Linked DNA regions of Homo sapiens: region 1 is linked to region 2. A link is a loop called in an ENCODE intact Hi-C map of the cell type or tissue named here. Cell type or tissue: GM12878. All regions are shown on one strand. Each heading gives the region's core, and the rest is flanking DNA. Links, peaks and the distances in the headings are about the cores only. Region 1 has its middle 5.0 kb from the start of LINC00173. Region 2 overlaps LINC03088 (long intergenic non-protein coding RNA 3088).

What was found. Peaks named below come from ENCODE experiments on the same cell type or tissue, not always from the same donor. Only the 100,000 strongest peaks of a DNase experiment are listed, where the experiment ranks them.
Region 1: it touches region 2 in a loop (5-fold over the local background); 3 of 110 quality-filtered maps call a loop at or near these places.

What each region holds. Positions count from the first base shown.
Region 1 is chr12:116,537,000-116,539,915 of GRCh38, forward strand. No RefSeq gene overlaps it. Among named protein-coding and RNA genes, the nearest start is that of LINC00173, 5.0 kb to the left of the region's middle. RefSeq lists an enhancer at 386-615. In GM12878, for the core only: no CTCF peak of the experiment used is centred there; DNase peaks (open chromatin) are centred at 502 and 1,222; H3K4me3 peaks cover 741 bases; H3K27ac peaks cover 2,040 bases.
Region 2 is chr12:116,676,039-116,678,954 of GRCh38, forward strand. All of the region lies in intron 1 of LINC03088 (long intergenic non-protein coding RNA 3088), which reads left to right. Among named protein-coding and RNA genes, the nearest start is that of LINC03088, 16 kb to the left of the region's middle. In GM12878, for the core only: no CTCF peak of the experiment used is centred there; DNase peaks (open chromatin) are centred at 873, 1,203 and 1,533; H3K27ac peaks cover 1,337 bases.

The DNA of each region.
Region 1 (2,916 bases), core at 126-2,625, 140 kb before region 2:
CCACTTCAGCCTCCCAAAGTGCTGGGATTACAGGCATTTAATCACTGCACCCGGGTGAGCCACTGCACCCGGCCAAGTTCATATTCTAAAAGTGAAACATTAATGCTGCATTGTGTATTTTTTGGTCAAGTGCTTCAGATGTGTGGAAGGAATTTCTTTGTATAAATGCAATTATTCGTCACCATGATGATAATTATAACGAGGGTGACTGCACAGAACTGTGCCTCCCCAGCAAGCATGGGCTGGGCAGGGCCGGGTATTCCCTTCGCTGACTTGCTTCACTAGTTGACTAACAGACCTTATTCCCGGGCCTGAGCTGATGATATCCTGCCAATGCCAGCTTCCCAACATGGAGGGGACGCAAGAGCGAGCGCCATGGGATCCTGGGGGAAAAGCAGCCTGTGTTTGCTGCTGCTTTGACAGTTGAGGCTCTGAGAGGGACTGGCAAACAATGGGAAATGAAACATTTGAGTGGTTGCAAAAAATTCCATGGGAAATCCCCCCTGGTGGTATTTATGTGCGACGGCTGTGACAAGGAGAGCGCAGGGCTTTCGATTTCAAGGGTTCCTGAGCAGACCACAATGGCCTTCCAAGATGGCAATCCCCGGGAACAGCTCTCTCGGCCACAAAAGGCCAGTTTGTCTGTCCAGGGAAGATCTGGCCCCATGCATCAAGTTGGCCATGAGCTGCAGTGTCTTCTTTGGGGCATGACCCACATTTATAGGGTCTGGGCCTCTGAACCTTCTGCTCCTAAGACAGATCTATCTCAGTTGTCCCTCTGGTTTTCCCAGGCCTCAAGGACCTGGGGGCTGATAGGGGCTGAGGGGTTTCCCTCGGGCTCAGCCTCCATCTGCAGAACTGTGGGAACCTCAGCCTCCATCAGACCCCTCCCCATTTTCTGGTCAGCACGTGGCCTCCTCCTGTTTCCTCCATTCCCGTTGGTAATGGACATTTATTTAACTTTTACTCCCCCTCCATTCTCATTTAGAAAAGAAAGTGAACTGATATTAACCAATCTTTGTTTTGCCTTCTTTAACACTAATGCATATGCAAAATAGTTACCACTATTGATAATATCTTATTGCTGCTGTGATATATGTGTGTATATGTACAGATCTGCTTGAAGGTAAGCTTTATATAGATTTTTAGAGATACTTGGTAAATGAGAAAATGGAAACTGAAAGAGGTTAAATAAACTGCCCATGTGTATTGGTCATGAGGTTTCAGTTGCAAAGTGACAAAATCCTGACTTAGATGAACTTAAACCGGATGGAAAATGTACATTGTATTATTTGAGAAGCAAGGTCTGGATAAGCTTCAGGCATGGCTGGATCCAGGCCCTCAGTTAAGTCTTTAGGAATTTCCCTCTCTCTAGCTTTTTGGCTTTGCTTTTCCCTGTATTGGTTTCATGTTTAGATTGGCTCACTTCACCTGTTTTACATCTTTCCAGAGTCAAATCCAGCCTTTTTCCTGGTTGCCTCCATAAAAGTCCCAGGGTTAGGTTTAGTGTGCTCTGATAGATTCAGCTGCCCATTGCTGAAGCAGTGACTCTGGCAACAGGGATGGACTGATCTAAGTGCCCAGGTTCCAGTCACTGCTGAAGCCCAGCCAGACCACCTGGACACAGTAAGAGTGAGTGGTTCCCCCAAAGAAAACTGGGGTGCTCTTACCAGAAGAAGGAGGAATCGACAAAAAGACCTGATGTCCTAAACTCCCGTGTCACACTGTCACTAATGGGCAGGCAGACCCATACAGCAGCTCCTCTGCATCTTCATGCTGCTAGAGACCACCACCGGGACCACCTCCCTCCTCCATGCTCTATCCTGCCCTGTGCCTCCAGCCCCGCCCCTGCTGCAGGAATTCACTCTAGTCAGTAGTTTTCAAAATGTGCGGGAAGGAGGAAGCCAGTGGAAGAGAGCAGGTGGCTGGGTGACCTGTGGCTATGGGATTCCCCTCCTCTATTTCAACCATCCAGCAATTCTTGTGTCTCTTTGTAGATTCAGTTTCCTTGTACACTTTTATTTAAACAAAGGACACCCCAGATTTTTTAAACTTGCAAATCAGCAATTTTTCTGGAATCTATGTCTACTTACCCTAAATTAAGGAACAATAGCTCAGAAAGAGGCAGGAAACTGACAACACGTCAAATGAGTGCCAAGGGGATCTGAGAAACCACACCTCCCGATTCCCATCTCTTGCCCTTTGCACCCACGGCCTTGCAGATGGGGTCAAGATTTGTGGGCTTCTGATTTATTGGCCAAGGATGCAGACCTTAACATGTAAGTGGAGCAGCTTCCCAGAAAAGAGAAGGAAGAGGATACCTTTGCACAGTTTTTTTCTAGTCTCTGGGTTCTGTGCCCCCAGGGCAGGCAGCCTCTGGGGACTCCCTGTAGGTAGGATCCTGCCAGAATGGAGAAAAACATCCCAATTCCTGTTATTCCCTCCTGGTCCTGGGAGCTTACATCACCATTCCAGGAGAACTTACATGAGCAAGCCATGTCATGCTTCCGTTTAGGAGGATGTTTACAAACCACTATTCTGTCCTCTGAGTGTCTGGAAAGCTGGTGTCTGTGTACCAGGCCCTGCAATGCATTTCAAACACAGCTTTCTGCTGCACTGATCAGTGCTAATCCTCATAGGTAACCTTTCTGAGCACTTCCAGCATTCCTGGAACTGTGTGCTAAGTGCTTGACATGTATCATTTCATTGAATCTTCCCAACAACCCAATACCATAGGTAGCAGTATTATTTTCATTTTATAGCTGCAAATAAACGAAGGTGCAGAAAGGTGAATGAATTTGTCTGAGGTCCATCAGCCAGGTTCAAACCCAGGCAATCAGAGTCAAGAGAATGAACTAGATGCTACGGTACATTGCTACGCTTAGACGCACCAGGAAAGCTCTGGACGAGGAAGAT
Region 2 (2,916 bases), core at 224-2,723:
ACCATTAAGAGAAAGCAAAGGAGGCTGTTGCCAGAGGTGGAAATTGGTTCTTGCCAACTAACTGCCCTCCTTCAATTTCACTCGGTCAAGGCAGTGGGGATTTTTCAAATCATCCTCATGGCTGTGGTTCCAGCACCACCCTGGGAGGGATGGGGTTGCAGGGTAAAGACTATAAAGAAGAGGGCTGGGTGCAGTGGCTCATGCCTGTAATCCCAGCACTTTGGAAAGCTAAGGTAGGCAGATCACTTGAGGTCAGGAGTTCAAGACCAGCCTGGTCAACATGGTGAAACCCCATCTCTATTAAAAATACAAAAATTAGCTGTACGTGGTGGTGTGTGCTTGTAATACCAGCTACTCGGGAGGCTAAGGCAGGAGAATTGCTGGAACCCAAGAGGCAGAGGTTGCAGTGAGCCAAGATCGTGCCACTGCACTCCAGCCTGGGCAACAGAGCAAGACCCCATCCACCCCCTTCCCTCCCAAAAAAAAGGCTCATGCCTATAGTCCCAGCTATTCAGGAGGCTGAGACAGAAGGATTGCTTGAGGCCACCAGTTCAAGGCTGCAGTGAGTTATGATTGCACCACTGCATTACAGCTGAGGCAACAGAGCGAGACTTGACTCAAAAGAAAAAAAAATTGATGGAATTTTGGCCGTATGCAGTGGCTCACGCCTGTAATCCCAATACTTTGGGAGGCTGAGGCAGGCGGATCACCTGAGGTCAGGAGTTTGAGACCAGCTGGACAACAGAGCATGACCCCATCTCAAAAAAAAAAACCCAAAAAACAAAACAACAACAACAACCAAAAAAAACCACAGAAGAGGCTTGACTGACAGCCAAGGAGAAAACTTAACGACACACACACACACAAAACCCCGAACTGGTAGCAAACAGGATGGACTGGTGGCTGCATGCCAAAGTCCTTTGGGTTCACATTTGACTTCAGCTTAGAGGGACAGTAGCCAGCGTTTCCCTTTGTCGGAACTAGGCAGATTATGGGAAGAGGCTCTGGCACTCTTAAAATTCCCCTGCCCTCACAGACCTAAAATTAACATCACTGTTTATAGTGCTGGCTGTGGATGTAGAATATCATATTACAGTAGTAAATGATACGATAAAGATATAGTAATCCAATATTGGAAATCTGAACTGACTATGACTACCAATTGCTTATGCATTTAACAGGTCATAATTATTAGCACTTACATCACTGTCCTTTGTGTTCAAGGATGACACCAACGGATACTGTCTCTACATGTGGCCAAGATCACGAAAGCATGAGAACTGTGTAATCTTTCTCTTTAAACAGCATTTTGAGATATAATTCATATACCATGCAATGCATGCTATTCAAGGGCTTTTGGAGTATTCACAGAGCTGTGCAACCATCACCACAATCTAATTTTAGAGCAGCTTTTTCTCCTCTAAAAGAACCCCCCCTCCCAAAAAAAAAAAAACCCCAAAAACCCCATACCAATAGCAGTTAGTCCCAAGTTCCCCTTTCTTCCACCCCCTGGTAACCATTTTCTGCCTCTGTGCCTTTGCCTAGTCTGTGTATTTCATATAAATAGTCATGCAATATGTGGTCTTTGGCAATGGCTTCTTTCGCTTAGCGTAATGTTTTCAGGGCTCATCCACGCTGTAGCATGAATCAGTACCATATACTTTATTCATTTTCTTTATTTTTTTCTCTTTTTGACTTTTATTTTAGAATCAGGGGTACACGTGCAGGTTTGTTACAAAGGTATATGACGTGATACTGAGGTTGGAAGTATGAATGGATCCCTCACCCCCAGTAGTGAGCATAGTATCCAATAGGTAGGTTGTTTTCAACCTTACTCCCTTCCCATCCTCCCTCCTCTTGTATTCCCCAGTGTCTGTCATTCCCGTTTTTATGACTATGTGTACCCAAAGCTTAGCTCCCCCTTACAAGTGAGAACATGCAGTATTTGATTTTCTGTTTCTGTGTTAGTTTGCTTAGAAGAATGGTTTCTAGCTGCATCCATGTTGCTGTAAAAGACATGATTTTTTTCCTTTTATGGCTGTGTAGTGTTCCATGGTGCCTATGTACCACATTTTCTTTATCCAGCCCACCATTGATGGGCACCTGGGTTGATTCCATGTCTTTGCTATTGCTACTTTTTTTATTGCCAACTATTATTCCATTGTATGGATATGCCATGTTTTGTTTATCCATTCACTGGCTTGACTTTTCTTTTTCTTTCTTTCTTTCTTTCCTTTTTCTTTCCATACATATAAGACGTACATATTTTGAGGGTACCTGTGATAATTTGATACAACCATATAATCAAATCAGGGTAATTGGGATGTCCATCACCTTAAATAATTATCTCTTTTTATTATTATTATTTTTAAGACAGAGTCTTACTCTGTTGCCCAGGCTGGAGTGCAGTGGCACAATCTCGGTTCACTGCAACCTCCACCTCCCGGATTCAAGCAATTCTCGTGCCTCAGCCTTCTAAGTAGCTGGGATTACAGGTGCCCACCATCAGGCCTGACTCATTTTTGTATTTTTAGTAGAGATGGGGGTTTCACCATGTTGGCCAGGCTGGTCTCAAACTCCTGAGCTTAAGTGATCTGCCCACCTCGGCCTCCCAAAGTGCTGGGATTACAGGCATGAGCCACTGCACCCAGTCTATTTATCTTTTCTTTATACTAGGAACCTTTGAATTATTCTCTTCTAGCTATTTTGAAATGTGCAATTGATTTATTTGACTATAGTCACCCTACTACTATATTGAACGCCAGATCTTATTTCTTCTAAGTATATCTTTGTACTCATTAATCAACCTCTCTTCGTTCCCCTTCTTCTTACTTTAACTTTCTAAAGAAATGCCAGATTGTTTGCCAAAGGGGATACACTATTTTATGTGCTCACCAGCAATGTTGAAGGGTTCAG